Regions from separate parts of the Homo sapiens genome. Here regions 2, 3 and 4 are each linked to region 1. Evidence: chromatin contacts called from ENCODE Hi-C or POLR2A ChIA-PET data. All regions are on one chromosome and are shown on one strand. The core of a region is the stretch at or near the end of the contact, and the rest is flanking DNA. Distances in the headings are between cores, read along the strand shown.

Region 1 (7,617 bases), core at 1,329-3,828:
CGGCCTCCCAAAGTGCTGGGATTAGAGGCATGAGCCACCGCACCCGGCCTTTTTTTTTTTTTTTTTTTTAAAGAGACAGCATCTCACTCTGTCACCCACAAGAGAGTGCAGTGGTGCAATTATAGCTCCCTGCAGCCTCAACATTCAGGGTTCAAGCAATCCTCCTGCCTCAGCCTCCCAAGTAGCTAGGACTACAGGCATGCACCACCACGCCCAACTAATTTTTAAAAAAATTTTTTGTAGGCCTGGCGCGGTGGCTCAAGCCTGTAATCCCAGCACTTTGGGAGGCCGAGGCGGGCGGATCACGAGGTCAGGAGATCGAGACCATCCTGGCCTCAGGTGATCCACCCACCTTGGCCTCCCAAAGTGCTGGGATTACAGGCGTGAGCCACCAGGCCCGGCCCAAACCCACTTTTTAAAAACAAATATAGAGCACGGTTTCAGGCTGAAAGCTTTCAGCAAGCAACAGCAGCTAGCCAGAAGCAACCAACATGCCGTATCAACATGCAAAGCATCTGACCTTATATTTAAGAGAAGAGATTATCATTTTCCATATGCAGCGGAGTTTTGAAATTTCCTTTTAAAATACATTTATGGGCAAGGCACTGTGGCTCATGCCTGTAACCCCAACACTTTGGGAGGCAGAGGCAGGAGGACTGCTTGAGCCCAGGAGTTTCAGACCAGTCTGAGCAAGCAACATAGTGAGACCCCATAGCTACAAAAAATACAAAAATTAGCTGGGCGTGGTGGCACGTACCTGCAGTCTCAGCTACTTGGGAGGCTGAGGTGGGAGGATTGCTTGACACCAGGAGATTGAGGCTGCAGTGAACCAAGATGGTGCCACTGAACTCCAGCCTGGGCAACAGAGCGAGACCCTGTCTCAATAATAATAATAACAATAATAATACATTTATATAAGATTAAAAGTAGATCTATTTAAATAAAAATATCAAAGGAATAACACAAGTGGTATATGCATATAGTATACTGCATGTGGTAGAAAGTAAACTAAAGTTTGAGAAATTGCTGGTAATTTGCTTGAAAGCACAGGTTCTGAATGTAACAGACCTGAAGTCTGAATCCCACTTTGAGCATATAGTCAGCACCCAGTAAAATGGTTCTCTGGCCCTCCGTATGAAACTTCATCTTATGGCCGGACGCGGTGGCTCACGCCTGTAATCCCAGCACTTGGGGAGGCCAAGGTGGGCGGATCACCTGAGGTCAGGAATCCAACACCGGCCTGACCAACATGGTGAAACCCTGCTTTTACTTAAAATAAAAAATTAGCCTGGCGTACTGGCGCTCGCCTGTAATCCCTACTACTCGGGAGGCTGAGGCAGGAGAATCACTTGAACCCAGGAGGCAGAGGCTGCAGTGAGCCGAGATTGAGCCACTGCACTCCAGCCTGGGTGACAAAGCAAGACTCCGTCTCAGACAAAAAAAAAAGAAACTTCATCTTACATCACCTAAAATGCATTCCATCCCACCCTACTTGGGCATAATTAATTGCATCTTCCTCTGCAAACTGATCTGTGATTTTACACTAGATGGCATAAGAAAACCTGCATCAGCTTTTGAGCCAGACCCACCACTGCCACTTCCGAACTACATGACCTTAGATAGGCGTTTGCCCCACTCTGGGCCTCAGTTTCCTCCTTATGCAATAAGGATGATGAGCCTTATTTGTAACTCAAAGTTCGGTCCTTAGACCACTAGCATCAGCATTGCTGGGAGTTTGCTACAAATGCAGAATCTGCTCCCTTGCCTCAAACAAAATCTGCATTTTAATAAGATCCCCAGGTAATTCATATACACACTGAAGTTTAAGAATTCACGATACAATCAGCAAATGCCGGGTGCAGTAGCTCACGCCTGTAATCCCAGCACTTTGAAAGGCCGAGGTGGAAGGATCGCTTGAGGCCATGAGTTCGATACCAACCTGGGCAACACAGTGAGACTCTGTCTTTACAAAAAGTACAAAATTAAGATAAGGCAGTCAGCGAGGCACATGACAGCTGTTTAATCACCAAGTAACACCTGTTTCCCCCTCCCTAAAATGGAAAGAGTAACAGCATCCACCTCAAAGGGTTGTTGCAAAGATTAAATTAACTCAACAATGCACAGCACTTAAACCAGCGCCTAGCACACAGCAGGGCTCCACAAACTCTTGCTGGATATCAATATGGCTAACTCTTCAGTTGCTAAAGTTCTTTGCCTGCCTTCTTGTGCCGACAGAGGCCGCACTTGCGGCGCCTTGGGCCTCCCAGGGAGATCCGTTGCGGAGCGCCCAAACTGAGGCCGCCCTGGCATCCCAGTACCCCAGGGACTCCGGGCCGGGTTAGGCGACTTGGGGCGCCCCGAACCCACACTCACGCTTTCCAGCACGTCATAGTTGGCCTTGATCTGCGCTTCTATCTCCTCCTTGCGCCGCATCAGCTCCTGGACGTCGCTGACAGTCACGACGCCGGCCTGCGAGGAGCCTCCGCTCTGCCTCGCTTCCTCGTCGGACATCGTGAACCCCGGGCCGCGACTCCAGAGACCCGGCTCCCGGGCTAGGGACGACGCCCCAGTCGACCGTAACTACGGCTCCGCCCATGCGCCAAAACACCACAGCCGTCCGCGAACGCGAGAACAGTCAAGGGGCGGGGCTTGGGATGGGGCTTAGGGCGGAGCTGGGTCACCGGAAGCCGCGCCCTGCCGGAACACGTGCGCCTGTGGTGACCCGGCAGGAGTAGCGTCGGAAGCAATGGATCCCCACGCAATTGCACACCAACGCTAGGGGATGATCTCGCCCCAGCTGACTCATTTTCTCATTCGTGCAGCAGACATTTATTGAGCGCCTACTGTATGGATGGATACTGTACGCCAGAGAACCGCTGCGTGGCGCTCCAATTCAGTTCTTCACATCCACACAGCCCTGGAGGATTTACAAAATACATTAAGGTTCCTTATCCCTCACTTTACAGATCCGATATGCCTGAGTACACACCCCGTATCTTGCCACTTAACGGCAATCTGTGTGACCCTAGGTCACTACTTGGCTTCTCTGGGCCTCAGTTTCCTCATCTGTAAAATGGGGCAGTAATTGATAGCAATCTATCTCATAGAGCTGTCCTTCTGCTAACAAATATTCATGGAATGATTCCTATGAGCCATATACTGTTGAAGGTGCTGGATGTTCCTGTTAAGGCCTCTAAAAATCGTAGTGATAATAATAACGGTAACAGTGTTTATTTATTGATACTTATAATGTGCCAGACGCTGTTCTAAATGCCTTACATATATTAATTCAACAACCTCATGAAGCTAGATTATTACATCCCAATTTGACAGCTGAGAAAACCGTCTCAATAACCAATTTACCCAACTAGCAAAATGTGAGGCCAAAATTCCAACCCAGCTTACCTAAACAATCAACTTTGATATCTGACCATGTGCCTCTAATATTTTGTCTTGAAAAGGGCTCAGCGGTCATCTGTGTAGTATTCAAACATGTTTGCCCTGAATCTAATCATTGGAAAACAGACATATCCAAAAGAAGGGACATACTTCAAAACAACTGGCCTGAAAACTTCAAAAAAAGTCAATGTTGTGAAATACACATGGGGAATAAGGGGTGGGGGACAGAGAAAGGAGGCGGATATGCAATTGCCTAGATTTAAGAACACTAAAGATGTGCATCAACTAAATGCAATGGGCCAGGTGTGGTGGCTCATGCCTATAATCCCAGCACTTTGGGAGGCTGTGGCAAGCAGATCATTTGAGGTCAGGAGTTTGAGACTAGCCTCGCCAACATGGTGAAACCCTGTCTCTACCAAAAATATAAAATATTAGCCGGGTGTGGTGGCACACACCTGTAATCCCAGGTACTCAGGAGGCTGAGGTCTCGAACCCCTGGCCTCAAGTGATCCAGCCCAGCTCGGCCTTTCAAAGTGCTGGGATTACAGGAGTGAGCTACCGCACCCCTCAAAAATAAACTAACATTTCTAACATTATCGAGAGAGAGAGAGAGAGAAATACAGGTGCAGTGGCTCATACCTGTAGTCCCATTATGCTGGGAGATCAAGGCAGGAGGATCCCTTAGGTCCAGGAGTTTGAGACTAGCCTGGGCAACATAGCAAGACCTCCATCTCTACAAAAAAAAAAAAATAATAATTAATTAGCAGAGGACCAGGTGTGGTGATTCACACCTGTAATCCCAGCACTTTGGGAGGCTGAGGTGGGTGGATCACTTGAGGTCAGGAGTTCAAGACCAGCCTGGCCAACATGGTGAAACACCGTCTCTACTAAAAATACAAAAGTTACCAAGGCACAGTGCCACACACTTGTAATCCCAGCTACCTGGGAGGCTGACGCAGGAGAATCGCTTGAACCGGGGAGGCAGAGGTTGCAATGAGCTGAGATCATGTCACTGCACTCCAGCCTGAGTGACCGAGTGAGACTCTGTCTCAAATAAATAAATAAATAATAAAGTTAAAAAGGGAGGAAGAGAGAAATAATGACTAAATGCAATACATGATCCTTACTTGAATTATTTAATGAGAAACAGCAGCTTTACAAGACTTATTGGGCCAACTGGTGAAATCTAAATATGAACTTTATATTAAATTATAGTATATCAGTGTTAAATTTCCTCAGTCAGATAATGGTGTTGCAATTATATGAGAGAATCACTTTTATCTTTATTGGAACGAGATAAATGCTCAATTATTTAGATGTGTAGTGTCATGATTTCTGCTACTAACTTGCAAGTGGTCCGAAGAAAGTGATACAAGGGGAGAAAGAGGCAAAATGTAACAATTAGCAAATCCACGTGAAGAGTATAAGCATGTTCAAGAAAACTGTTTTGTAAGCTGCTTATGGCTATAATCCTAGCATTTTGGGAGGCCAGGGCAGGTGGCTCACTGCCTGAGCGGCAGAGCAAGACTCCGTCTCAAAAAAAAAAAAAAAAAAAAAACTAGGCCAGGCGCGGTGGCTCACGCCTGTAATCCCAGCACTTTGGGAGGCCAAGCCAGGTGGATCATGAGGTTAGGAGATCGAGACCATCCTGGCTAACACGGTGAAACTCCATCTCTACTAAAAATACAAAAATTTAGCCGGGCATGGTGGCACGTGCCTGTAGTCCCAGCTACTCAGGAGGCTGAGGCAGGAGAATGGCATGAACCTGGGAGACAGAGCTTGCAGTGAGCAGAGATCGTGCCACTGCACTCCAGCCCGGGCGAGAGAGTGAGACCCCATCTCAAAAAAAAAAAAAAAAACTAAATGCAATATGTGGCCAGGTGCGGTGGCTTACGCCTGTTATCTCAGCATTTTGGGAGACCGAGGCGGCTGGATCACCTGAGGTCAGGAGTTCAAGACCAGCCTGGCCAACATGCTGAAACCTTGTCCCTACTAAAAATACAAAAATTATCCGGGCGTGGTGGCTCTGTTGCCCAGGCTGGAGTGCAGTGGCGAGATCTCGGCTCACTGCAACGTCCACCTCCCTGGTTCAAGCAATTCCCCTGCCTCCCGAGTAGCTGGGATTACAGGCGTATGCCACCATGCTCGGCTAATTTTTTTGTATTTTTAGTAGAGACAAGGTTTCACCATGTTGGCCAGACTGGTCTAGAACTCCTGACCTCAGGCAATCCACCCGCCTTAGCCTCCCAATGTGCTGGGATTACAGGCGTGAGCCACCGCACCTGGCCAAATTTCCTGATTTTTAAAAAAATTGTAATATCCTCCCACCCTTGATATCTGAAAATTTCCTGATTTTGATACTTTCACTGTGGTTTTGTAAGACAGTGCCCTTAGAAAAAGTACCCTGTAGTATTTAGGGTTAAGAGAGGCAATTTACTTTCAAATGGTTCAGAAAAGAATACAGATATAGGCCGGGCGTGGTGGCTCACACCTGTAATCCCAGCACTTTGGGACACCGAGGTGGGCGGATCACAAGGTCAAGAGATGGAGACCATCCTGGCCAACATGGTGAAACTCTGTCTCCACCAAAAATACAAAAATTAGCTGGACGTGGTGACTCATGCCTGTAGTCACAGCTACTCGGGAGATTGAGTCAGGAGGATCACTTGAATCCGGGAGGCAGAGGTTACAATGAGCCGAGATGGTGCTACTGCACTACAGCCTGGCGACAGAGCAAGACTTCATCTAAAAAAAAAAAAAATACAGATATATATGTAAGGCCGGGCATGGTGGCTCACGCCTGTAATCTCAGCACTTTGGGAGGCTGAGGGGGGTGGATCACTTGAGGTCAGGAGTTTGAGATTAGCCTGACCAACATGGTGAAACCCCGTCTCTACTAAAAATACAAAAATCAGCTGGGCGTGGTGGCAGGCACCTGTAATCCCAGCTACTCGGGAGACTGAGGCAGGAGAGAATCGCTTGAACCTGGGAGGTGGAGGTTGTAGTGAGCCGAGATCGTGCCACTGCACTCCAGCCTGGACCATATAGTGAGACTCCGTCTCAAGAAAAAGAAAGAGATATATATTTGTAGACAAGAGAGAGATAAAGTAAATACGGCAAAATGTTAATAATTGGTGACTCTGTAAATTATTTGTAAATGTAAATTATTTACATTTACAAAATGTAAATAATTGGTGAAACATATAAATGTTCTTTATAATATTTTTGGAACTTTTCTGTGAGTTTAAAACCACTTCAAGATAAAATTTTAAAACAAACTTTAAACAGAAAGAAGAAAAAAAGAGAAAAGGTAGAAAAATAAACTAACATTTCTAACATTGTCAAAAGAGAGAGAGAGAGAGATACAGGTGCAGTGGCTCATGTCTGTAGTCCTATATCTCTGGGAGATCAAGGCAGGAGGATCCCTTGAGTCCAGGAGTTTAAGACCAGCCTGGGCAATATAGCAAGACTTACGTCTCTACAAAAAAAAAAATTAATTAGCGGAGGACCAGGCATGATGGTTCACGCCCGTAATCCCGGCATTTTGGGTGGCCGAAGTGGGTGGATCACATAAGGTCAGGGGTTTGAGACCAGCCTGGCCAACATAGTAAAACCCCATCTCTAGTAAAAATACAAAAATCAGCCGGGCACAGCGGCACACACCTGTAATCCCAGCTACTTGGGAGGCTGAGGCCGGGGAATTGCTTGAGGCAGAGGTTGCAGTGAGCGGCGATCATGCCACTGCACTCCAGCCTGGGCGACAGAGCGAAACTCCGTCTCAAAAAAAAAAAAAAAAAGAGAGGAAAAGAGAAACGATGACTAAATGCAATACATGATCCTTACTTGAATTATTAATGAGAAACAGCGGCTTTAAAAGACTTACTGGGCCAATTGATGAAATCTAAATATGAACTTTATATTAAATTATAGTATATCAGTGTTAAGTTTCCTCAGTCAGATAATGATGTTGCAATTATGTGAAAGAAACTCTTTTTATGGTAAGGAGATAAATGCTCAAATATTTAGATGTGTAGCGTCATGGTTTCAGCTACTAACTTGCAAGTGGTTCAAAGAAAATGATACAAGGGGAGAAAGAGGCAAAATGTAACAATTAGCAAATCCACATGAAGAGTATATGCATGTTCAAGGAAACTTTTGTAGGCAGCTCATGGCTATAATCCTAGCACTTTGGGAGGCAGAAGTGGGAGGATCCCCTGA
Region 2 (7,617 bases), core at 1,587-4,086, 460 kb after region 1:
AAAAAAAAGAGAAAGATCTCATCTAGATACATGTCTCCTGTTAATTTAAATCCACAGACCCTTGTTGACTCAATCTAAAGACACTTGAAGCCACTGTACCCCAGAATTTAACTCAGGAATCCACTTCACTCCATGGTTTATAAAAATGTGACTTTCTTTTGTAAGCCTGATTGATTGTTTAAAATGCAGTGTCCTCATGAATGGTAATATTTGTTTTCTTGACAGCCTGAGTTCTCCAAACCTCCAAACATTAATAATATAGCTACCCTGATATCCAGTAAAGTCATCCTCTTCCTTAAGAATTGCTTTAAGGTTAATCATTGTTCTCTGGTGAACGGATCCCGTAGTCACTCATTAGTAGCCAAGACAGATTTGTGGCTGCAACTGGGACTAGTTAAGGGAAGTAGGGCTCAGGGTTAGAAGGCAGTGTTTCTCCTCTAAGGGTTCCTGGAGCACACAGGTCTGCTAGGGAGGGGCTGCCAGGGCTGGGGATCCAAGCCACCACATGGATGTGCAATACAGCAGAGACACAGCAGATCTGTAGTTTCAGGACAGGCCATTGTATAACACAGTGGCCATAAACTCTCCCAAGAGTACTGAACAATCCAGTAAGATTGTACTTCAGTACAAATCCATGGTCTCTGTACAGACCTATTTTATTTTATTTATTTTGAGACAGAGTCTCGCTCTTGTCCAGGCTGGAGTGCAGTGGTATGATCTCAGCTCACTGCAACCTCTGCCTCCCAGGTTCAAGCAATTCTCCTGCCTCAGCCTCCCCAGTAGTTGGGACTACAGGTGCCTGCCACCATGCCCAGTTAACTTTTGTATTTTTAGTAGAGATAGGGTTTCACCCACCATGTTGGCCAGGCTGGTCTCGAACTCCTGACCTCAGGTGATCTGCTGGTCTCAGCCTCCTAAAGTGCTGGGATTACAGGGATGAGCCACCGTCCCCAGCCTCTTTTATTTTTAAAATGAGCCAAAGATGAGGCCAGCCGAGGCTAAATGCTACAAGCAACTACTCTGAGCCTACACGCCATGTCTGATGAAGTAATGAAAGGACCATAAACCCAAGGGAATGTTTGCTGTGTCAAATCACAGCTTAGTAACCTAGAAAAGAGGCTCTGTCCCTTCCTCTAGGGAATCTGATGTTTACAAAGGAAGACACCATGGCACCTCAAATGACATCCTTTCATATTGTGAAGATGGGATAAAGAGACTTCACTGTATTCCACTGCAGACTTATCCATATGACATGACCTATTTAAAAAATTTACTTAAAGCAGCATGGGGCTGGGTGCAGTGGCTCATACCTGTAACCCCAGCACTTTGAGAGGCCGAGGCGGGCGAATCACCCGAGGTCAGGAGTTTGAGACCAGCCTGGCCAACATGGTAAAACCCTGTCTCTATTAAAAATACAAAATTAGCTGGGAGTGTAGTATGCACCTGTGATCCCAGCTACTCAGGAGGAAAAGGCAGAAGAATCACTTGAACCTGGGAAGCGGAGGTTGCGATAAGCCAAGATTGCACCATTGAACTTCAGCCTGGGCAACAGAGCAAGACTCTGTCTAAAAAAAAAAAAAAAAAAAAAAAATTGTTTAAAATTATCCAGGCATGGTGGTATGCATTATATGCCAGCTCCTGGGGAGGCTGAGGCGGGAGGGCTGCTTGAGCCCAGAAGTTAAGACTGTAGTGAGCTATGATCATGCCACTGTACTCTGCCTGGGTGGGCAACAGCAAGACTCTGTCTTTAAAAAAAAAAGGGGGGGGAGGGGGTAGAAAGGCATGCCAGTTTAAAAATTCAAATTCCAGGGGGAAATGCTTGCCCTCTGCCAAACAAGCCAATTTCCAAGTATCAAGCCTGTTACACTAAACATTTCTGTTGTCTGACATTTCTATTATCTGGCTAATAAACCAGGGTTACTTCAAACTACTATCTAAAAAATCCACCAAGCATTTTGTACTCTTTCTATAAAGAAGCCACTAAAACTTAATACACAAATCTAAGAGTAAACATTAAACTGCTTTAAACTAAGACTGTATAAATCTGAATTTTTGAATTTAAGTTTAGACAAAACCAGCACCTACTGCTTAGCTTCTATGGCCTGGATTTAAAGACTTGCCACCACCAAGTTACCAATTTGGAGGAAATGTTAAGATTTCCAGAGTCTCATCAAAAGATTACTTTGGGAGGAAGAGGCGGGTGGATCATGAGGTCAGGAGATTGAGACTATCCTGGCTAACACAGTGAAACCCCGTCTCTACTAAATATACAGAAAAATTAGCCGGGCGTGGTGGCGGGTGCCTGTAGTCCCAGCTACTTGGGAGGCTGAGGCAGGAGAATGGCATGAACCCAGGAGGTGGAATTTGCAGTGAGCTGAGATCACGCCACTGCACTCCGGCCTGGGCAACAGAGCGAGACTCTGTCTCAAAAAAAAAAAAAAAGTTTAGACAAAAAGCACAAGTGCCCACAAAACTCTGGCAACTTATGCTGCTTCTAAAGGGAAACCATGACCTGCTCAAGCCAGTTACTACCAATTGTGGTTGCAGACAAACAAGTGGGAGGCCTTGATTTACATGCTTTGATCTTCAAAAGCAGAAAATTTTTTTCTTTACTATTAGCCACACAAACTTTCTGCCCAAAGCACAGGGGCATCTGCCTCCTGGTGTTCACAGGTATTTTCAGCTCTGTTGATGGACTAATAAATTCTGAGCACCCAAGGCCATATGTGTTACTCACTGCACAGTCAGGAGATAACAGACTCTGAGAAGTGGCCACTCCCAGCTGCACTGAAATGACAGTTGGTCTCAACTCAACCATCCTGAGTCAAGTCAAGTTGGACCTAAAAGAGATTTCACAACATTTTTGCATAATAGCTCAAGTTCCTCTTTTTTTTTTTTTTTTTTTGAGACGGAGTTTCGCTCGTCGCCCAGCCTGGAGTGCAATGGCACGATCTTGGCTCACTGCAACCTCCGCCTTCCAGTTTCAGGCGATTCTCCTGCCTCAGCCTCCTGAGTAGTTGGGATTACAGGGACCCGCCACCATGCCCAGCTAATTTTCGTATTTTTAGTTGAGACAGTTTCACCATGTTGACCAGGCTGGTCTCGAACTCTTGACCTCATGATCCACCCGCCTCAGCCTCCCAAAGTGCTAGGATTACAGGCATGAGCCACCACACCTGGCCCAAGTTTCTCATTTCTTATGTGGTACTGGAAGGGTTAAGAGCAACTCTGGCATCAGAGCTAGGTTCAAATTCTGCATAGCCACTTTTTAACCATGAGGTTTTAGACAAGTCTAACTTCTCAGAGGTTAGAGAAGCAAAGCAATGTTTATTTCAGAAAGTTGCTTTGAGGACTGCAGAGGCAACTACAGCACCTAGCGCAATACCTGGACACAAGAAACAGCACATCAGCAGTTAACCTTACTGATAAGCAAGCAGGAAATGTAAGCACTGTTGCTCATGTGGCATTGTTTTTTTCTTTTTTTTCTTTTTTTTTTTTTTTGAGACAAGGTCTGGCTCTGTTACCCAAGTTGGATTTCAGTGGTGTGATCTTGGCTCACTGTAACCTCCACACCCAAGGCTCAAGCCATCCTCCTACCTCAGCCTCCTGAGTAGCTGGGACTACCACGCCTGGCTAATTTTTTCCAAAGACAGGGTTTCGCCATGTTGTCCAAGCTAGTCTTGAACTTGTGAGCTCAAGCATTCCTCCAGCCTCAACCTCACAAGGTCCTAGGATTACAGGCGTGAGCCACCGCACCCGGCCCCCATGTGACATCTTTGAAGGTGCTCCCACCATCTCTTCTGAAGAGGGGTGCTAGGCCAGGTCACTTGATTTAGGAACTGACCAAGACAATGTAAACAAAAGCTTTTAAAACTAATTTTATTCCTAAAGTTAAAATCAGCTAGCGGGTAGCACTGAAAATACACCTTCACTATACAAAACAATGTAAACTGATTACACATTAATAAGGAATTTAGCACACACACTTCTAATAAAAGAAGCTAGATGCAGCCCTTGCTATAAAAAGCTATACCTGAACAAAAATGGACATGTGGAGTCTAAGGCCCTGGCAGTCGACTAGAGAATGTCAGTTGTTCCCAATTATGTTTAAATGCAGAAACAGCAACAATGTGGAAACTTACATTCATCAAATGTTAGCATTTAAAATATACATGACTAATAAAGTGAACATTCAGAGGAGCCACTGCTCAGCATGTTCCATGTCGGCCACTTGTGGACACTGATCTCATCCAAAGAGGACAGAAGTTTCAAACATCTGAGCAGTTTAAGTTAAAAATAGGATGAAGGGGAAATAAGAGAACAGGATAAGTGTCCTCCCAAGACAGCAGTGGCTGATGCCCACATGGCGCAAACAGGCTGACTTCAATGAGTGTTCACGGGATGTGTGATAAAGCCCAGCTGAGCCCGGGAAGCTCACGTGTCCACAGGCAGACAGGCTCACGGCATGGACCAATGTTTCCACAACTCAGGATGGATCTTTCTGTCCCCACTTAGTAGTCAAAATAATGTTTTAAAATAGCTTCAGCCTTTGAACATAACTTTCCAGTCCCTTCTGTGCATTGAAATGTTGGGGGTCAAGTTTGGGGGTGACTGTCCTGGTGAGGGGAGCCTGTTTCAGGACTTGAACACGTGCACGGCTCGCACCACATACTGCCGGCAGATGGGACACTCACTCATGCGCTTGCCGCACTTGGTGCAGGTAACCATGTGCCCACACTCCAGTAGGACACAGTCGATGACGGCATCCATGCAGATGCGACACAGGCTGTCGTCTTCCTCATCCTGCAGCTGCAGCCGCTCGCCATCTGAAAGGCAACAGAGAGCTAAGGCCTCGGCTTCAGGCATGGCCAGTCAGCCAGCCACCCTCCCAGTCCGAAGCTGAGCAGCCACCTGCTGAATGACCCCTGCAGGCCCAATGCCACCCCAGTGTTGTACAAGAAATAATCCCAACTTCTCTGCACTTTGGTTCTCTCCACTAGAAATGGCAATGATAAAAGCTATACCTCAGGGTTTTGTAAAGAATAAAATGCTTGACGTACCCAACAAATGTTAGCTATGTATTTCTATTTTATATCTTTGTCTAATTCAAGACATCTGTGATAGGGATATATTACTTCTGTAACTAGAAAAAGAAACCCTCAGCTGGTCTTCTGTAGATGGGCTTTGGAGTCAGGATGCTATTGGAATTTAACTCAGTTGCCCCAGCTTTGTAGCCCTGGGAACACCACAGTCTCTGGAGCCTCATCTCAGTAGGAAAAGGAGCCTTAGTTCCCCCTTAGGAAAGTTAGGAATAATTGTGCATCCTTCCCTCCCTAGCCTTAGAATCATCTCAAGCCATCTGTGTTCCTGGCCCTGCTGAAGTCTAACTTGAAAGAGATGGGCCGTCCTGGCTCTTGGCCCACCTTTACATCTGAGAAAATCCAGTCTGTGAATAAGAAAGACGATGAATAAGTTAAAAAAAAGTTAACCCCAGCCTGAGATTTGGCCATAGGGCTATGGATTTGGGTGCTTCCCTTTCTACAGGTCAGAGGAGATCAAAGGGAATCATGAATAGTTGGAACAGAACAGGAATTCAAGCTTGAAAGGTCAGTAGTCTCTAGATTTAAGAGAAATGTTTTACTGCCATTCATGGGGAGAGATTCTTGTGATCTGGGGTCTTAGTTCATGGCCCACGACTACTGGTGTGGACCTGGGGAGAAAGGATCTATGGGATGAGATGGCAGATATGCCAATGGAGAAGGCACTAGGCAACTCAAGATGAAATCAGAGTGGGCCTTGGTCTCTCCTTCTGTGTGGAGGGTTCCTTCCCACTCTTTAGAACTTAGGAAAGCAGAGGAGCCAGTATCTTGTCAGGGATATGGGAACAATCTTGGTAGTGACTTGGAGCCAGTCAAGCTAGGAAAGATGCCAGCTGTGCTCAAAACAAAATGTGTGTTCCACCCAAGCCAGAGATTGAACTAGGGTTAGATTATGCAGTGAGTTAATGGAGAAAGACACTGGAAACCATGCTGTCATAATAACAACCATGTTATATCCTACGCCGCAAAGTACTTAAGGGTGGGAATGGCATTATCGTTGTGCACTGTACATAGTTGCTATTTACATTTATGAAGTCAACTGACTTCTCCCCTCACTGCCAGAAAACCATTTCCCAGCCAGCAGCCTACGACCTCTGAAAGCTCTGAGGATGAAGATTCCTGCATCTACCACTGTGACATCATCTTTGAAGTAGGATTGCCAAAATATTTTGTGCATATTCTGGGCATAAACCTGTTCATCAACAAATGCTGTATTATAACCAGCTTTTAAAGGACAAAACTCAAGATGATAAAAGTTAATGATGGGAGGGCTGTTTAAGCTAGATAGGAACATAAGATTTGTTAGTCTGAACACCACTGAGGGTCAGGCATGGTGGCCCACGCCTAATTCAGCACTAGTCTGGGCAACATAGTGAGACCCTGTCTCAATTTAAAAATATTAAGTACATATATATTTTTTTTACAATTAAAAAGAAAAAAATAAATACAACTGAATTATTTTTTCTTGTCCATAAATGTTCCGTGGCTTGATCGTGTTACCAGCTGAGGAAGAATTTCTGTGCCAAATTTCATCAATGTATAGTTGAGAAGTTTTTGTTCTGTTTTGTTTTGTTTTGAGACAGTCTTGCTCTGTCACCTAGGCTGGAGTGCAGTGGCATGACCACGGCTCCCTGCAGGCTCAAGCAATCCTCCCCCCTCAGCCTCCCAAGTAGCTGGGACCACAGGCTGGTGCCACCACACCAGGTTTTTTTGGTTTTTTTTTTTTTTTTTTTTTTTTTTTAGAGATGGGATCTCTCTATGTTGCCCAGGCTGGTCTCAAACTCCTGGGCTCAAGTGATCCTCCTGCCTCAGCCTCCCAAAGTCCTAGAATTACAGTTGTGAGCCACCAAGCCCAGCCTAGTTCAGAAGTTCTTAACCTCAGCTTTTTGTGACTTACACAGAAATCTACAGATAGTTGATGCTAAGAACTATGTAACATCTGGGCTATAGGGAATTTTCCCCCTACTGTTAGATTTAAAAGTTGAGAGAACCAAGGTACTGGCCGGCCAAAGGCATTAGTGAGAAAATAAGCATTTTTACAGAGACGAGGAATTTAATTAGGGTTGTAACAAATAGTTAATTATAGTAAGAAAAACCAAATTGAATAATTTTCTAACTCACTTGGCAGTGGTGGTCTCGCAGCCATAATGAACATCACATAATGAAGTTACTCCTTTCCAGATCTATAAACAGGCTCATGTAACTAACTGATACTCAGTAAAATGGTACACAGCTTTCTCAAAAATAAATTTGACTTAATTGTGACAAAAACAACCCAGTTTTTAAAAGCCTAAGGAAAAATACTACAGGGAAAAAATGAAAAGATAAACCTACAGGACTTTTGGTTTTCTTCATTCTCTTTGTATAACCGGTTTACTTTCTCTACCAGTTCCCATTTTTCACAACAGCCAGAATAGTTGACAAAATTCCGAGCCAGAATTTCCTTCAGCTGGCGCACGCTCATTCCTTCCACATCATCAAGGCTTGACAAGTCAGACAGTGAAGCTCTCACTCTCTC
Region 3 (7,617 bases), core at 1-2,500, 440 kb after region 1:
CATCTGACCAGTCGTGTCTGTTCCCCTGCAGAACCGGGCTGTGGGTCGGCCCAAGGGGAAGCTGGGCCCGGCCTCCGCGGTGAAGTTGGCCGCCAACCGGACAACGGCAGGAGCTCGGCGGCGCCGGACGCGATGCCGCAAGTGCGAGGCCTGCCTGCGGACCGAGTGCGGAGAGTGCCACTTCTGCAAGGACATGAAGAAGTTCGGGGGCCCCGGGCGCATGAAGCAGAGCTGCATCATGCGGCAGTGCATCGCGGTGAGTGCGGCCCCCGCCCAGCCCTGCGCTCGATTCAGGCCCCTGCGTGCCGGCCCGCGTGTCTGACCGCTGCTCGCTCTGGCCGCCCCTCCGCACACAGAGAAGCCGGGGCTGTGGACTCCCCGAGAGCTCTTCCTGTGGACGGGAAGGCGCTGGCCGCTTCGCAGGCTCAGGCCTCCTGCTCCTTCCCTCCCAGGGTGCTCAGGTACTTTGAAGTTGCTGCCATTAAAGATGACAGGCAGCCTGTCCTGTCTGTGACCCCGTTGCCAACATTACGGTTCTGGGTGACGGTTCTGGGCCCTTCCTTCCTTCCTTCCGGCCCTGCCTTCAGAGTCAGAAGTCTGGGTGGAAGGTCAGCGCCCCATCTCAGGGGGCTGCCCCCAACAAGGAGTGATTTATGGTACTGAGGAGCCGCGCCCGGGAGAGCCTGGCCCGCCCCTCCACACCGCCTGGCCTCAGCTCCGGCAGTGGCCCCGCGCCGCTGGTCTCGTCCCCAGACAGGGCAGTGGACATGGACTTCGCAACGGGGCGAGGTCGCGGGGTTTGCCCTTGAATTCCCTTGTACACACCCACATGCTCTGCCTTCCTCAGGGCGCTGCTCCCCGGGGGCCGGCGGTCCTCCCTGTGGAGGAGTCATCTCCCAGTCCCCGTGGAAAAGCAGGCTCGGCTGGAGGGACGGGATTCCTCGGCCCTGGTGCGCTCATCTGCAGGCCCAGCCTGGCATAGGGTGAGCCCTTCCTCCTTGGCTGTCGATGCCCCGCAGGCCCAGACACCTCAGCCATCTCCTTCCACGCATATTTCTTGTGTTTTGTTTTTTGAAATTGTGGTAAAAAAAATACATTAATCATTTTTAAGTATGCAGTACAGTAGTATTACCATATGCACGTTTTTGGGAAGCTGATCCCTAGAACTTTTTCATTTTGCAAAACTGAAACTCCATACCCACTGAAGCTCTACTCCCCTTTCCCCTCCCTCAGCCCGGGCAACCACCATTCCACTTTCAGTTTCTAAGAGCTTGACTCCTCTCGGGACCTCATAGAAGTGGAATTATGCAGTAATTGGCTTTCTGTGATTGGATTGGCTTGTTTATAGCCCTGAGCATAAAGTCCTCAGGGTTCATCCATGTTGAAGCATATGACAATTTCCTTTTTTTTTATGGCCGATTAATACTGAAAGTGTATTTGTACCAAATTTTCTTTTTTTTTTCTGAGATGGAGTCTTGCTCTGTTGCCCAGGCTGGAGTGCAGCAGTGGAATCTTGGCTTACAACAACCCCTGCCTCCTGGGTTCAAGCGATTCTCCTGCCTCAGTCTCCTGAGTAGCTGGGATTACAGGCACCTGCCACCACATCTGGCTAATTTTTATATTTTTAGTACAGACGGGGCTTCATCATGTTGGCCAGGCTGGTCTCGAACTCCTGACCTCAAGTGATCTACCCACCTCGGCCTCCAAGAGTGCTGGGATTACAGGCGTGAGCCACCACGCCTGGCTCAACTTTTCTTTATCCATTCATCTGTTGATGGACATATGGATTGCTTTCACCTCTTGCCTGTTGTGAATAGTGCTGCAGTGAATATGGGTGTGCAGATATCTCTTTGAGATCATGTTTTGAATTCTTCTGGATATACAATTGACCCTTGAACAACACAAGGGTTGGGGCACCATCTGACCTCTGTGCAGTTGAAAATCTGCATGTAACTTTTGACTCCCCTAAAACTTAACTACTGTTAGCCCTATTGTTGACCAGAAGCCTTACCAGTAACAAAAACAGTCCATTAACACATATCTTATATGTATTATATACTGTATTCTCACAATAAAATAAGCTAGAGAAAAGAAAATATTAAGAAGATCATAAGGAAAATATATTTATCATTCATTAAGTGGAAGTGGATCATCATAAAGGTCTTCATGCTCATCATCTTCACATTGTGTAGGCAGAGGAGGAGGGGTTGGTCTTGCTGTCTCAGAGGTGGCAGAGGCAGAAGAGATGGAGGAGGTAGAAGGGGGGGGCAGGAGACGCAGGCACACTCAGTATAACTTTTGTTGAAAAAAAATCGGCATATAAGCGGACCCACACAGTTCAATCCTGTGCTGTGTAAGGGTCAACTCCATGCCCAGAAGTGGGCTTGCTGGGTCATATGACGATTCTATTTTTAACTTTTTGAGGAACCTCTGTACTGTTGGCCACCGCGGCCATCCCGTTTTACATTCCCACCACGGGTGCATGAAAGTTCCTGTTTCTTCCTCTTTTTTTTTTTTGATGGAGTCTTGCTCTGTCACCCAGGCTGGAGTGCAGTGGCACGATCTCGGCTCACTGCAAGCTCCACCTCCTGGGTTCATGCCATTTTTCCTGCCTCAGCCTCCAGAGTAGCTGGGACTACCAGTGCCCGCCACCACGCCTGGCTAATTTTTTTGCATTTTTAGTAGAGACGGGGTTTCACCATGTTGGCTAGGATGGTCTGGATCTCCTGACCTCGTGATCCACCCGCCTCGGCCTCCCAAAGTGCTGGGATTACAGGCGTGAGCCACCGCACCCGATGAAGGTTCCTGTTTCTCTGTGTCCCCACCAACATCTGTTATGTTATGGGCTTTCAGTTTGTTTTTAGTGGCCATCCTAATTTGTATGAGGTGACGTCTCACTGTAGTTTTGATTTACTTTTCCCTAATTCTTAGTGATGTTGAGCATCTTCTCAAGTGCTTATTGGCTGTTTGTCTGTCTTCTTTGGAGAAATGTCTGAGTCCTTAGCCCGTTTTTAAACTGATTTACTTTTTTCTTTTCTTTTTTTTCTTTCTTTTTTTTTTTTGAGACAGAGTCTCATTCTTTTGCCCAGGCTGGAGTGCAGTGGCGCAGTCTCGGCTCACTGCAACTTCTGCCTCCTGGGTTCAAGAAATTATCCTACCTCAGCCTCCCAAGTAGCTGGAGTTACAGGCACATACCTCCACACCCAGCTAATTTTTGTATTTTTGGTAGAGGCAGGGTTTCACTCTATTGTCTAGGCTGGTCTCAAACCCCTGACCTCAGGTGATCACCCTCCCGCCTTGGCCTCCCAAAGTGCTGGGATTACAGTGCATCTGGCCTAGATCGGCTTTCTTTTGGGGGTTTTTGTTGCTGAGTTAGAGGAGTTCTAGATATGTTTTGGATATTAACCCTTATCAGGTCTCTGGTTAGCAAGGATTTTCTTCCATCCTGTAGATTGCCTTTTCACTCTGTCAGTTCTTTCTTTTGCTGCAGAAGTTCAGTTCCACTGCTTGTGCTTTTAATTGGTACCCGAACCCCAGGACATTTCCATGGATTTCGGGGAATTTGTGAGCCATCCTGAAATTAAATGCATTTTTGTCTATGTGCATGCATGGATGTGCATTTTTTGGAGACTGGGTCCATGTGACCCATTGGATCCTATAGAATTTAAAAGAGCTTGTCTATAGCAACTGTTGGTTTTTAGAACGGTGTCACCTAAAACCCAATGTGTGCCAGTAATGAACCCGCGACTGTCTTTTTCTCTTTGGCATTATTATCTCCCAGCCCCCGTGTGCTGGGCCCAGTTATAGGAAACCTGTCTCGGGTGCCATCTTATCTTTGCAGCTCTGGTGCCTGGCACAGCGCATGCTGGTTGAAGGAAACCCCATTTTTCTACGTCTCCTACTCTCTTCAGCTTGACGTGGCTTCTGGAACTGATGGCAGATGCAGGCTTGGCCTGACCCTTGGGGTCCTTCTTACTCTTCTCCTAGCCCTTCTGCTCTGCCAGGGCACTTCTCACGTGTTACCCACCTGTGACATACGCAGCCCCACCTATCTTCCTTTTCTGGACCCTCCCTTTGCTCCGTCGCTGGGGCTGCCTCCGTAGCCTCCCCTCTCCACCATGTCCCTGCCAGTGTCATGCCGATGTCATGCTGGTGTCCTGCAGTCTGCCCCCCCACATGCGCCCCAAGCCCCCTGCCAGCCCCTGCAGGAGATTTGCCTCTGGCACCGCCTCCCATCCTGCCACCTGGCTCAGAGCCCGTTCTGCCATCTGCCCCACCCCACCACAGACCCTCTTCTTGCCGTGTGGGCCGTGCTTCACCCTGTGCCCCCCGCTGCAGTCTGGTCCCCAGACGTCCCCTTTGGCCTGGCCTGCTCTGTCCTCATTCACCTTGAGGCCCCGCGGCCTTGCCCACTTGGCTTCTCTCCACCCTGTCCTCCAAGTCCTCCAGAAATCAGCCTCTGCTGCTTCTGAGAACTCTTGAACATGATTTTTCCATGTTTTCTTTGGATTTCAGCGACTTAATGTCTTTGTCTTCCCAAATAGCTCATGGGGAGCAGCCATCTCCCTCGCTCCTGTGGCCCCAGGACCTTGTTTCAGGCCGTGGCAGATGTGTGTTTGGTATTTGTGGAAGGAACGATGACTGCCTTGCCTTCTGTGTCCTGTTTATTAGAATTCAAACATTTGCGCCATTTAATCAAGTCTTTTTCACTTACCAATGGCGTGTATATCCCAGCCTGCTTGAAGCTCCTCTGAGCAGCATAATAAAGGTTGGCTGCGTGCTTCCTCTGTCTGCAGGTGCACTGGGCGGGATGAGGCTGACCTGCCCTGGCCTCAGGGGGCTCACAGCCGGGTGCATCAAGTTCTCACACTTCGTGGTCTCAGGGACCCCTTCATGCTCTTCAAAATTATGAGGACCCTAAAGAGCTTTTCTTTTATGTAGGCTATATATTTATTAATATTGACCGTATTAGAAATTTAAACTGAGTTTGATGTGAGAGGACTTTAGCTAAAAAAAAAAATTAAAACTGATTTTTTTTTTTTTTTTTTTTTTTTTTGAGACAGAGTCTTGCTGTGTCGCTCAGGCTGGAGTGCAGTGGTGTGCTCGTGGCTCACTGCAGCCTCTACCTCCTGGGCTCAAGCAGTCCTCCCACCTCAGTCTCCCGAGCAGCTGGGACTACAGGCATTCACCACTACACTCAACTAATTTTTGTATTTTTTTGTAAAGACAGGGTTTTGCCACGTTGCCCAGGCTAGTCTCAAACTCCTGGGCTCAGGCAATCCGCCTGCCTTGGCCTCCCAAAGTGCTGGGATTGCAGGCATGTGCTATCACTCCTGGCCAAGAAATTTTTTTTTAGATTTTAAATTTATCTTAAAATAACAAGAAAACCCATGACGTGTTAATAGAAATAACATATTTTGGCCGGGCGCGGTGGCTAATGCCTGCAATCACAACACTTTGGGAGGCTAAGGTGGGAGGATCACTCGAGGTCAGGAGTTTGAGACAAGCCTGGCCAACATGGTGAAACCCCATCTCTACTAAAAATACAAAAATTACCCAGCACGCCTGTAGTCCCAGCTACTCGGGAGGCTGAGGTGGGAGAATCGCTTGAACCCAGGAGGCAGACAGAGGTTGCAGTGAGCCGAGATCATGTCACTGCACTCCAGACTGGGCAACAGAGCAAGACACCGTCTCAACAATAAATAAGAAAAAAGAAATAACATATTTTTATGAGAAATAATTACATTTTCCAAAAGAAAAATAAGAAGAATGGCGTTGTTTTATATTTTTGTAAATCTCTGTTATGTCTGATTCATTAGAAAGGACTTGGAATTGCCGGGTGCGGTGGTTTACGCCTGTAATCCTGGCACTTTGGGAGGCCGATGTGGGTGGATCATGAGGTCAGGAGTCCGAGACCAGCCTGACCAACATGGTGAAACCCCGCATCTCTACTACAAATATAAAAAATTAGCTGGGCGTGGTGGCGGGCACCTGTGCTACTCGGGAGGCTGAGGCAGGAGAATCGCTTGAACCCAGGAGGCAGAGGTTGCAGTGAGTCGAGACCGTGCCACTGCACTCCAGCCTGGGTGACAGAGCAAGACTCCATCTCAAAAAATAAAAAAAAAAAAGAGAAGACCTGGAATTTTCATATCTGCTTCTGTGTTTTGTCTATTGTGATATGTTGTTTTGGAGGGAGTATGAGGAAAATTTTGCCTCACACAGATATATACTACTTGGAAAAGGGAGGAGTATTTTAATAGCCTTTTTGATAACTGTGGATACTCTGATACTCAACTAGAACTCAACAGTTTTTTTTAAAGTTTAGTTGCAATGTGGAGTCTGAAACTGTATCAATGAGCTGTTCACACTGTTACATTGAAAATCATTAGCCTGTCTTGACCTTTGAGTAGCTCATTTGCTCAGGCATGATGTTGTAACACCATGTATTGGTCATCTGGAAAATATTGGCTCCCTGAGTTAGGCGGATTTTCCAAATATTGGCACATAATATTATTTTAGAAATCACGTTTGTTAATATGATTACTGATCTCATTGGAAAAGTCTCTCAGTATTGGGAAGCTGTGCGGGTTATGGTGGTTCATAAAAGTTTTCCAAAAGTCTAATTTTCATTCAGAAACTTGAATTTTGTCATTTGCAACAAATGCTGTCAGTTATTTTTCTGGAAATGACAAGCTCACTTCTTTGATCTTCACAAAAATACACCAGTGTCCAGGGGGTTTCTATCAGTCATTCCTTCAAGTAAAAATAATCTGTGGAGAAAGTGGCCATTTCACCTCCCAGCTCAGTCACGAGTGCTTTTCCTTTGGTACGCGTCACCTGTGTGCCGAGGCACTTTACGCATACTTCTTATTGTCACAAAGCACATGAAAAGGATGTGTACTCTAGGGTAAGGTTTTCATAAAGTAATTTTTACTGTTTCATCAGAGATATTCTTAGATGAAACTGGTGATCTTTTTTTTGACGGAGTCTCGCTCTGTCGCCCAGGCTGGAGTGCAGTGGCATGGTCTCGGCTCACTGCAACCTCTGTCTTCCGGGTTCACGCCATTCTCCTGCCTCAGTCTCCCGAGTAGCTGGGACTACAGGCGCCCGCCACCACGCCCGGCTAATTTCTTTTTGTATTTTTAGTAGAGACGGGGTTTCACCGTGGTAGCCGGGATGGTCTCGATCTCCTGACCTTGTGATCCGCCCGCCTTGGCCTCCCAAAGTGCTGGGATTACAGGCGTGAGCCACCGCGCCCGGCCTGGTGATCTTTTTAATAAGCGTATGGCATGAGTCACCCCATGGCTGCTGGTGAGCTGGGGGCCTTGCCTTGCCTGGTGCTGAGGGGCCAGGAGTTTCACCCGCCAGTACAAATATCAATACTGTGCAAAAGGCAAATAACGTCTGTTATTCTGAAGACAGTTCTGACCTCCTAACCTTTCTGTAAAGGTCTTGGGAGCCCGCAGTCCATGGTCTGTGCCTTGAATACCCACTGGTGAGATGCAGCTTCATCTCATCCGCATGGATCTGGGCTGCGCTCACGCCCCTGCTCCTTTGGGGCTTTTCTGAATGTGAGGCCTTCCCTGACCTCCATATTTAAAATCAGCCCCCCTTCTG
Region 4 (7,617 bases), core at 3,193-5,692, 310 kb after region 1:
GTAATTCCCCACCTTTATGGCTGAGGCTCAAAGACAGGTTAACTTGCTTGGCCAAATTTTATAGCTAGGAAATAATGATAGGATTCGAACTCAGAGCTTACAGGAATCCAGAGCCCACAGGGTTGCCCACTATGCTAAGCCTCCCTTCAGGGCTGTCCCACAGAAGATGATAGAGTTATTCAAGATATTCTTTTTTTTTTTTTGAGACAGAATCCCCCTCTGTCACCCAGGCTTGAGTGCAGTGGTGCAATCAGCTCATTGCAAACTCTGCCTCCTGGGTTCAAGCAATTCTCCTGCCTCAGCCTCCCGAGTTGCTGGGATTACAGGTGTGCACCACCACGCTTGTCCAATTTTTGTATTTTTAATAGAGACGGGGGTTTCATCCTGTTGGCCAGGCTGGTCTTGAACTCCTGACCTCAGGTGATCCACCTGCCTCAGCATCCCAAAATGCTGGGATTACAGGTGTGACCCACAGCGCCCAGCCAATGATAGGGATATTCTGTATCTGCACCATTCAGTGCTGTCACTTCTAGCCCCTTCAAATGTAGGTACTGGGTTAAGGAGCTGAATTTTACATTTTATTTTAATTAAATTTAAGTAGCTGTATGTAGCTAATGTATCCCATCAAACAGCACAGCCTTAGAGTGCTTTCCAGAATTTGTTTTAACTCACCTACCAGGCTATATATACCTAAGAGGCTGATTTGATACAGGGTCCCCCTAATCAACCTTCCACAAACATTTGTGGAATGAATGAAGGGTCCATGGGGAAAGGGGGCCAAGGATATCAGCAAAGGTTTCCTAGAAGAGGCCATCTGATTACAGTGTGAATGCTTGCAGTGTTAGCCCTTAAACCACTCTCTCTGAGTGCCTGCCAAGGGCATGGCACTGCGTAGACTCCTGGGGATACCAGTTGGATATGAGGTTGTCCCACCTGCTCAGATCTTACAAATAAACTTCTCAAGGACAAATAGTTGGTGATAGGGTAGGAATCCTGAGACGTGGATGATCACTTTCAGATATATATTCTACTGACAGACTCAAGCACAAAGCTGCAATCCCTTATAGCTCTGTTTGCAATAGAAAAAGATTGAAAACCATCTAAAAGTTAGGGAACTAATTAAATCATTCTTGCACCATTTATCTGCCCAATGAAATGCTATGAAATCATTAGAAAGAATAAGGAAACTATAGCTGATGTGCTATAGCATTCCACATATGCTGATGTGGAATGATTAGATATCCTTAAATTAAAACAAAACAGGGCCAGGTGTGGTGGCTTACGGCTGTAATCTCAGCACTTTGGGAGGCCGAGGTGGGAGGAACACTTGAGCCTAGGAGTTGGAGACCAGCCTGGGCAACACGGCAAAACCCTGTCTCTACCAAAAATACAAAAATTAGCTGGGCATGGTGGTGCACTCCTGTAGTCTCAGCTACTTGGAAGGCTAAGGTGGAGCATTGCTGAGTCCAGGAGGTGGAGGTTGCAGTGAGCTGAGATTGTGTCACTGCACTCCAGCCTGGGCAACAGAGCAAGACCCTCTCTCAAAAAAAAGAAAAGAAAAATCAGGAGTTATGATAATCATATATGAATATGAGAACAACTTCAATTTCTTATCAAGATTCTGGTTTCTGAGAGCTACATCCAGTGTCCACCCTTTCCTTGGGAAGCTGCAGGTCCATCGTCCTACCCAGCCTCGAGTATGCCCCAATCTGCATGCCCCACGCTGCATCTTCTTTTCTCTAGCCTCTCTGTCTTTGGGCACAGAGTTGCTCAATCAACCTTTGATGAATGAAGAATGAATGGGGGTAACTCAGGCAGGATTTGACTGGGCCCTTTGTAAGATCGAGCAGGAGGGTCCAGGAAATAATTATTATTATGTTTCCAATACAACCGGCCCGGTGTTTTCCTGCAAGAAAAAGTACATCTCTGGGGTAAGCACCTTCACCTTCTCTCTTCCCTTACCTACTCTCCACTTCTCTGGGACAATTAGTCAACACTGGGAGCTCCAGGGTCTTGGCCCTTCCCCCTTTGGTCCAAAATAACCTCCTCCCCCACTTTGAGCAAATGCTTGGAATTCTTTCAACTGGAGGACAAAGCCTTTCATCTGCCAATTACTGATAAAGAGAAAATGCAAATATCGAGGGGGAAGGTGATTCATCAAGGGCCCAACATTTATTGAGTGGCCACTTAGGACCCGGCAGCAGGGCAGGCATTCTGGGGGAGGCCAAGGGGAACAAACCCCCGGCTGGCCCATTCTTTTCTCGTGTTTGCGGTTTCCTCGAGGTTTGTAAAGGGGGGGGATTAAATGAGGTGACTACCCAGCCCCTTCCCACTCTGACAGGCCAGGAACTCCTCGTGGAGGTGATAGATGGACTTAACTGTTTTTATACTAAGGTGGCTGCCATTGGACCTTTTTCTGATGCCAGCTTTTGGGGCCACTATGAGGCCACTTGGAGAGAAAGAAGGGCCTCAGGGAGAAAAAAGAATTAATTAGATGAAGCATTCTATTATATATTTTTTGCTTTATTTCACTTAATTCACTTTGCGTCACTCTCCAGCCCATGCAGCCTCCTTTGAACATGTTTATTTCATTATGGGGCAGTAGTGAGGCTGGTAAGTTACTAAAAAAAAAAAAAAAAAAAAAAAAAGCACGTGATGGCCAAGCCAGGCTCCAGTGTGAGCCCTGGCAGCGGCACATACGCGCTATGTGATCCTGGGTGAGTGGCTTTGCTTTTCTTAGTCCTAATTTCCTCCTTTGCAAAATGGGAACGAACAAGACGATTTCCCTTAAAGGGTTCTTGTGAGAAAGACAGGAACAAATAAAATGGTCCATGGTTCTGGACGGACTGAAGGCAGAACCGGCAGCACTCACACGAAGGGCTACTGATTGCACGCAGCAGCCAACGTGGGCGATTTCAGTTTGGAAACAAATTTTGATGTTTCCCAGCCTCATCCCTGCTTAAAAGATTTTTACAGCTAGTGAACATGAATGAAAACAAACTTCAAAGAGTAGCCTTTGAGGATGGGTGGGAAAGACTACAGTCAGATAGGACAGGAAACTTCTAAGGTGAGTGAGGGGGAAGCTGTCTCTTAGGACGGCCAATACGATGCTGATAGTGACATCGTATCTCCTGGTGGGGAAGCCACGTCCTCCCCACAGGTCTGTCTGATAGCCTGGGGACCATATGGGAGCACAGCAATCATTCAGATTCATAATTTCTCTGAGCTTCAGTTTCCCTATCTGCAAAATGACCTGCTCCAAGTATCCCACAGGGTTATGGCAGAAATAAAATGTCAGGCTCAAAGCCTGCTATCTACAATGTCCCTTTATCGTCTCCCTCTTGCCATGTCATTTTATCAGCATCTTTACCCGCAAGATCAGGCCTAGCAGGGCGCCACAGCTGGGGCTGGAGGAATGTTTAGGGCTAGCTTTTCTCAAGCCAAGTCGACCTGACTGTTGCTCATGATGGGAGGACAAGACAACCCAGGACCAGTGCTGGGGTAGTCAAAAACACTAGTAAGTGGACAGGGACCTAATGACACCCATGTATGTACGGAGGGTGCCGATACCTCCGCTAAGAAGCCCTGTAGGGGCTTCATCAAGGGCACTAGAGTTCCCCCCACCTATCCCAGAGCACCATGCACCTTTCCACCGACTTGTCTTCTATAAACTACCAACAAGGGCTTACCCTTCGCTCCTGTGCGGGCTGCGTTAGGAGGCGCCAGATCCAATTCTCTGCGTCTTTCGCTCCTGAGCATCTATCTGCTCCCCTTGCCGAGCGCAAGAACCTTTAAAAAATGTCCAACTTCTGTTTCAGGGCTGGTCGCCTAGTAAAGGAGTCCACAGAGGCGGGCAGAATGAATGAATGAAAGGCAACGTCTTCCGGTCAGCTGCGGACTGCAAAGGCTCTGGTCTGGCTGTATTTCCTGTACGTGTGTGTGTCCACATCTTTGAGTGCCGGGAGTTTAAAAGTTAGGCAGTCCTTATAGGTATGGAAGCCGAGCTAATTTCCTTCTGAGCCCCCCAAATGCCTCCTCCACATGGCGGGTCCGCAAATGGGGGGATCTGCAGAGGATCACCCCCCACGAAAAAGACATGCAGCAGAAAAGCAAAAAAAGAAAACAGTTATATATACAAAATGCTTTGAATTTGAGTCGGCCACACAGGTAATGTTGGGGGAGGGGTGGATGAAAGAAGAGGAAGAGGGGTAGCCCTGGGCAATGAGGGCAGGAACGGAGGTGGGGGGTCGTTTTTGGGGGTGCCAGGCCCCGGGGGCTTTCACGCCAGCATGCTCGGCTTGCATTTCCGCGCCTCCCGCTGAGGCCAGCCGTGCAAATCTGCACCTCCCTCCCCGCCCCCTCCTCCTTCCCTCCCTCCCTGCCCCGCCATCTCCGGGATGCGCCCGCCGCCTGCAACTCGGCCCTCCAAAAGTCAGCTCTGCACACAACTCCCGGGCGGCGGCGGCGCCTGCGTGCAGAGGCGCACTCGTGACCCAACAACAAAACAGCGATGCCACGGCGCTAACGGCGCCCGGTGCCTCCCGGGCTCCCTCCCCGCCCCATACCTCCTCGGGCCGCCGCCCCCACCCCCCCAAGCCCGGGCCGAGAGCCCCCCCAAATAGCCCGGCCGCGGGCTCCGAGCGCGATCGGCAACAATGTTTACGTTCCGGGGATTATGACGTCGACGCCTCCCCCCCCCCACAACTGCTGAAAATGGTTTCCTAGGACTTTGCAAACGGATCTGCCTAAGTGTTGGTGCAAAACTTTGTAGATCTCGGCTCTGGCTTGCTTTATTTATTTATTTTTTGGTTTGTTTTCTTTGGTCTTCCCTCCTTCCCCCCTCGGCCAAAATGCAGGGGGCAGGAGTGTTGACAATTAATTGGTGAACTCTCCTAAAAAAATGGAGGCAGAGAAAGACTCTGGAAGAAGATTGGTGTGTAGCTTTTTTTTTTTTTTTTTTTTTCCAAATCTGTATCTGGCATATGATAGATCTTTTTTTTTTTTTTTTTGGTTGTTTCTCGCTGCCTTTTCTTTCCTTTTCTGTATTTTGCAAGAGGACCGGGAAAAAAATATAATAAATTGCATGCAAAAGGAAGCAAGCTGCTTACTCCTCCAGCCCCTTGTGAGGCTTAGAGTCTCAGACACTTAAGTGGGGAGGTGGTATCGGGGAAAGGCGTGGAGGGGGGCTGAGCGGGCTCGGGGTTCGCCCGGAATCTGGGGGGCTGAGGGGCCGGGCGCTGGGCGGTGGAGGGAGGAGGCAGGGGGATGCGGGGAGTGGTGGGGGAGTCTCCTTAGGAAGTGAGTGTGCGCGCGCGCTTGTGGGGAGATGAGGCAGCTGCTGGTGCGTTTTGGGGTCTCCGATCCGAGCTTTGTGGCGGGCCGTCTGCCTCTCCCCCTTCCAAGCCCCGATTCTCCTCCCCCCACCTCCTCTTCTTGCACTGGCGGGCGGGCGGCGGGGGCGGCTGGGGTCTCAGCCCTTCCATTTCAGCTTTCCAGCTTCCCCGGTAGCTCGGGGGCGGCTCCAGCTTTAGAAATGCCGCCGGCCCCCGGTTCCGGCTTCCCGGCTCTGCCGCCGCGGCCGCTGGGGCTGCTGTTACCGCCGAGCCGGGCGCCGCAGCGGCTCCTCCTGGGGCCTACATTTGCCCCGCCAGCCCGTGTCCGGAGCCCCCTTCGCGGGTTACATAACCAGGCTCCCGGCCGAGTGGGCGAAGCCCAGCACATTTCGGGGGCGGGGGGCAGGGGAGGGTCCCCAGATGTCCCTTCAGTGCTTCCGAAGACACCGGAGGGGAGTACCCCGCGTAGAGCGCAGCTGGACCCTCGGGGTGCGGGCCCCTCTCCTTGTCCTGCTTTTCAGCATCTTTGGCAATTGCGCAAAGTTGCTTGGGTTGCAATGGTGGGGTGCAGGGGGCGCTCGGCTGCTGCACCTGTTAGTGCTGGGCCCAGGTTGAGAGGCGACCTCCAGCCCCCACAATAATGTCCCGGGCTCTCTGGTTTGGGTCCTCGCAGCGCCCGATTGACCGCCAGCGATACGACGAGAACGAGGACTTGTCGGACGTGGAGGAGATCGTCAGCGTCCGCGGCTTCAGCCTGGAGGAGAAGCTTCGCAGCCAGCTGTACCAGGGGGACTTCGTGCACGCCATGGAGGGCAAAGGTGAGGCGCCCCCACCCCGGGCCGCCCTCTGCGCTGCGGGCCGAGCGCACGTGGGGAGGGAGCTGCCGGTGGCTGGGTTCGTATTTCGCGCCCGCGTCCCCCATTCCAGGGGATCCGGTGACGAAACGAGGCCGAGCACTGGGGGGGTGGGGTGGGGTGGTGAGGGAGGAGGGCAGGCAGTAAGGGGGGCCGGGCATGGGCCTAGGCCCGGCCCGCGCCCACCACCAGCCCCAGGGTGGGCAGAGCCAGGGGGCCGGCGGACAGAGGGACCTGGAGATGGACAGGCGGACCGAGGGAGGGCGGGAGCGCCGCGTCCTCCCCCTCCCCGAGCCGGTCGCGCTCCCTGCGCTGCCTGAGGTGCCGCCGCCTGGCTGGAACTGGGTTCAGGGCGCCCCTGGGGCATCGGGGTAAGGCCCCCCAGGCCCGAAGCCTTCCCAATCCCGTTCCCGCTTGGGGCCTGCCAGTGAGGAACTGGTGATGGGGGCGCGTCGGGTGTTTGGGACGATGCCCCCTTAGGCCTGGGGTCCGCAGAGCCGCATTCCCCCATGGGCTCTGCCAGATTGGATCAGGGACCCCATGAGCCCTGAAGCTGTTGACCTGAACCCCTACCTGGGCCGGAGCTGTCTAGCGCTACAGCCTTGATAGGTTGAAGCCAAGAATTGGGGTCAGGGGGTGACTTCCCTTCAGGCTTCTGGGGGAGATCCCTGTCCCCTGGCAGTTTGAAGTGAGGAAATGGGTCTCCTCCCAGGCCTGAGACTTGGAGAGCTCTGTTCCTTGTGGGCCCACCCAATTGAGAGCGGAATCTGGGGACGCCTCCAGGGTTTTGGAGACCTTCACGGCCTGAGTTTCTCCCTGGCTCTCCTACTAGGAGGGTGGTGGGGGTCACCCTCCAGATGTTAAGGTGACGCCCTGGGTTGCCTCTGAGGCCTCCAGAGCCCTGGCCTTCCCAGCCTGCAGCCAGTGTGGCTCCTGGTTGAGGAACCTAGTATTGCCTGCGGGATTGGGGTTTTGAACATGCCCTACCTAGCCTTCCCAGGCCCTTCACTCCTTTTCCCTTTCAGATATTTCAATTTCCTTTAAGTTACAAAGTTTCTATTTTGTTCCCCCCACGCCCCTTGGAAAACCCTTCCATCCCTCAGTGAGCTGATAACCTGGAGTGCCTCCTTCCCTCCTCCAGGTTCTGGTTGAGTGGCTGTGGCTGTGGGGTTAGCTCTGAGAAGAGACTCCCAGCTTTGCAGTTTTGCGATTTCTCTTTTGTGCCCATTGCCTCCTGGAGCGCTGGGCTCCGGTGGTGAGGGGTGTTTGTTGGGGGAGGGAAGAATAAATTTCTCCCAGCCTGCCTGGTCCTAGAGCAGGGTGCTAGTCCCAGCTGATTTAAATTTTCTCTACATAAGTGGAATTTTAATTCCTCTCCTTTCTTCCCCCATTTTTACTGAGTTGAGTCATTTGGTGGATCCTATGTGCAA

What was found. A loop is a pair of places that touch in the nucleus more often than their neighbours do. ChIA-PET counts read pairs that join two places held with the same protein, here RNA polymerase II (POLR2A). Pooled maps may share reads with other maps.
Region 2: a loop to region 1 is called in a pooled map, with 5 times the contacts of the local background. The contact joins the enhancer-like site here to the promoter of PSMD9 in region 1. A Hi-C loop is called at or near these places in 2 of 50 pooled maps. POLR2A ChIA-PET finds 5 or more read pairs at or near these places in 3 of 52 experiments (T-cell and activated T-cell).
Region 3: a pooled map shows a loop between it and region 1 (3-fold over the local background). The contact joins the enhancer-like site here to the promoter of PSMD9 in region 1. A Hi-C loop is called at or near these places in 3 of 168 maps with a recorded cell type or tissue (CD8-positive, alpha-beta T cell and naive thymus-derived CD4-positive, alpha-beta T cell), 5 of 37 single-sample maps with no recorded cell type and 16 of 50 pooled maps. POLR2A ChIA-PET finds 5 or more read pairs at or near these places in 2 of 52 experiments (K562 and WTC11).
Region 4: a pooled map shows a loop between it and region 1 (4-fold over the local background). The contact joins the promoter of KDM2B-DT here to the promoter of PSMD9 in region 1. A Hi-C loop is called at or near these places in 5 of 50 pooled maps. POLR2A ChIA-PET finds 5 or more read pairs at or near these places in 5 of 52 experiments (AG04449, T-cell, WTC11 and 2 more).

What each region holds. Positions count from the first base shown.
Region 1 is chr12:121,883,751-121,891,367 of GRCh38, reverse strand. It overlaps PSMD9 (proteasome 26S subunit, non-ATPase 9), which reads right to left and starts at 2,578. Exons shown (of 6, transcript NM_002813.7): 1 at 2,374-2,578. The coding sequence starts at 2,511. It also overlaps a transcript of HPD not described here. RefSeq lists enhancers at 1,694-2,307, 2,275-2,674, 2,308-2,921.
Region 2 is chr12:121,420,595-121,428,211 of GRCh38, reverse strand. It overlaps RNF34 (ring finger protein 34), which reads right to left. Exons shown (of 6, transcript NM_025126.4): 5 at 7,434-7,617; 6 at 3,864-4,826. The coding sequence ends at 4,636. It also overlaps a transcript of KDM2B not described here. Among named protein-coding and RNA genes, the nearest start is that of MIR7107, 20 kb to the left of the region's middle. RefSeq lists an enhancer at 2,623-2,702. Within about 2 kb of position 2,836, at least 8 of the 41 ENCODE cell types and tissues checked have a DNase peak (open chromatin) inside an H3K27ac peak, as active enhancers do.
Region 3 is chr12:121,445,759-121,453,375 of GRCh38, reverse strand. It overlaps KDM2B (lysine demethylase 2B), which reads left to right. Exons shown (of 23, transcript NM_032590.5): 13 at 32-256. Among named protein-coding and RNA genes, the nearest start is that of MIR7107, 5.2 kb to the right of the region's middle. RefSeq lists enhancers at 1-451, 452-1,266, 3,798-4,298, 4,299-4,799. Within about 2 kb of position 1,250, at least 15 of the 41 ENCODE cell types and tissues checked have a DNase peak (open chromatin) inside an H3K27ac peak, as active enhancers do.
Region 4 is chr12:121,577,336-121,584,952 of GRCh38, reverse strand. KDM2B-DT (KDM2B divergent transcript) reads right to left here and starts at 4,442. Exons shown (of 4, transcript NR_183427.1): 1 at 3,690-4,442. KDM2B (lysine demethylase 2B) reads left to right here and starts at 3,930. Exons shown (of 23, transcript NM_032590.5): 1 at 3,930-4,167; 2 at 6,007-6,151. The coding sequence starts at 4,042. RefSeq lists enhancers at 900-1,833, 1,834-2,769, 3,705-4,640, 7,562-7,617 and silencers at 4,210-4,259, 4,340-4,649, 5,809-5,888.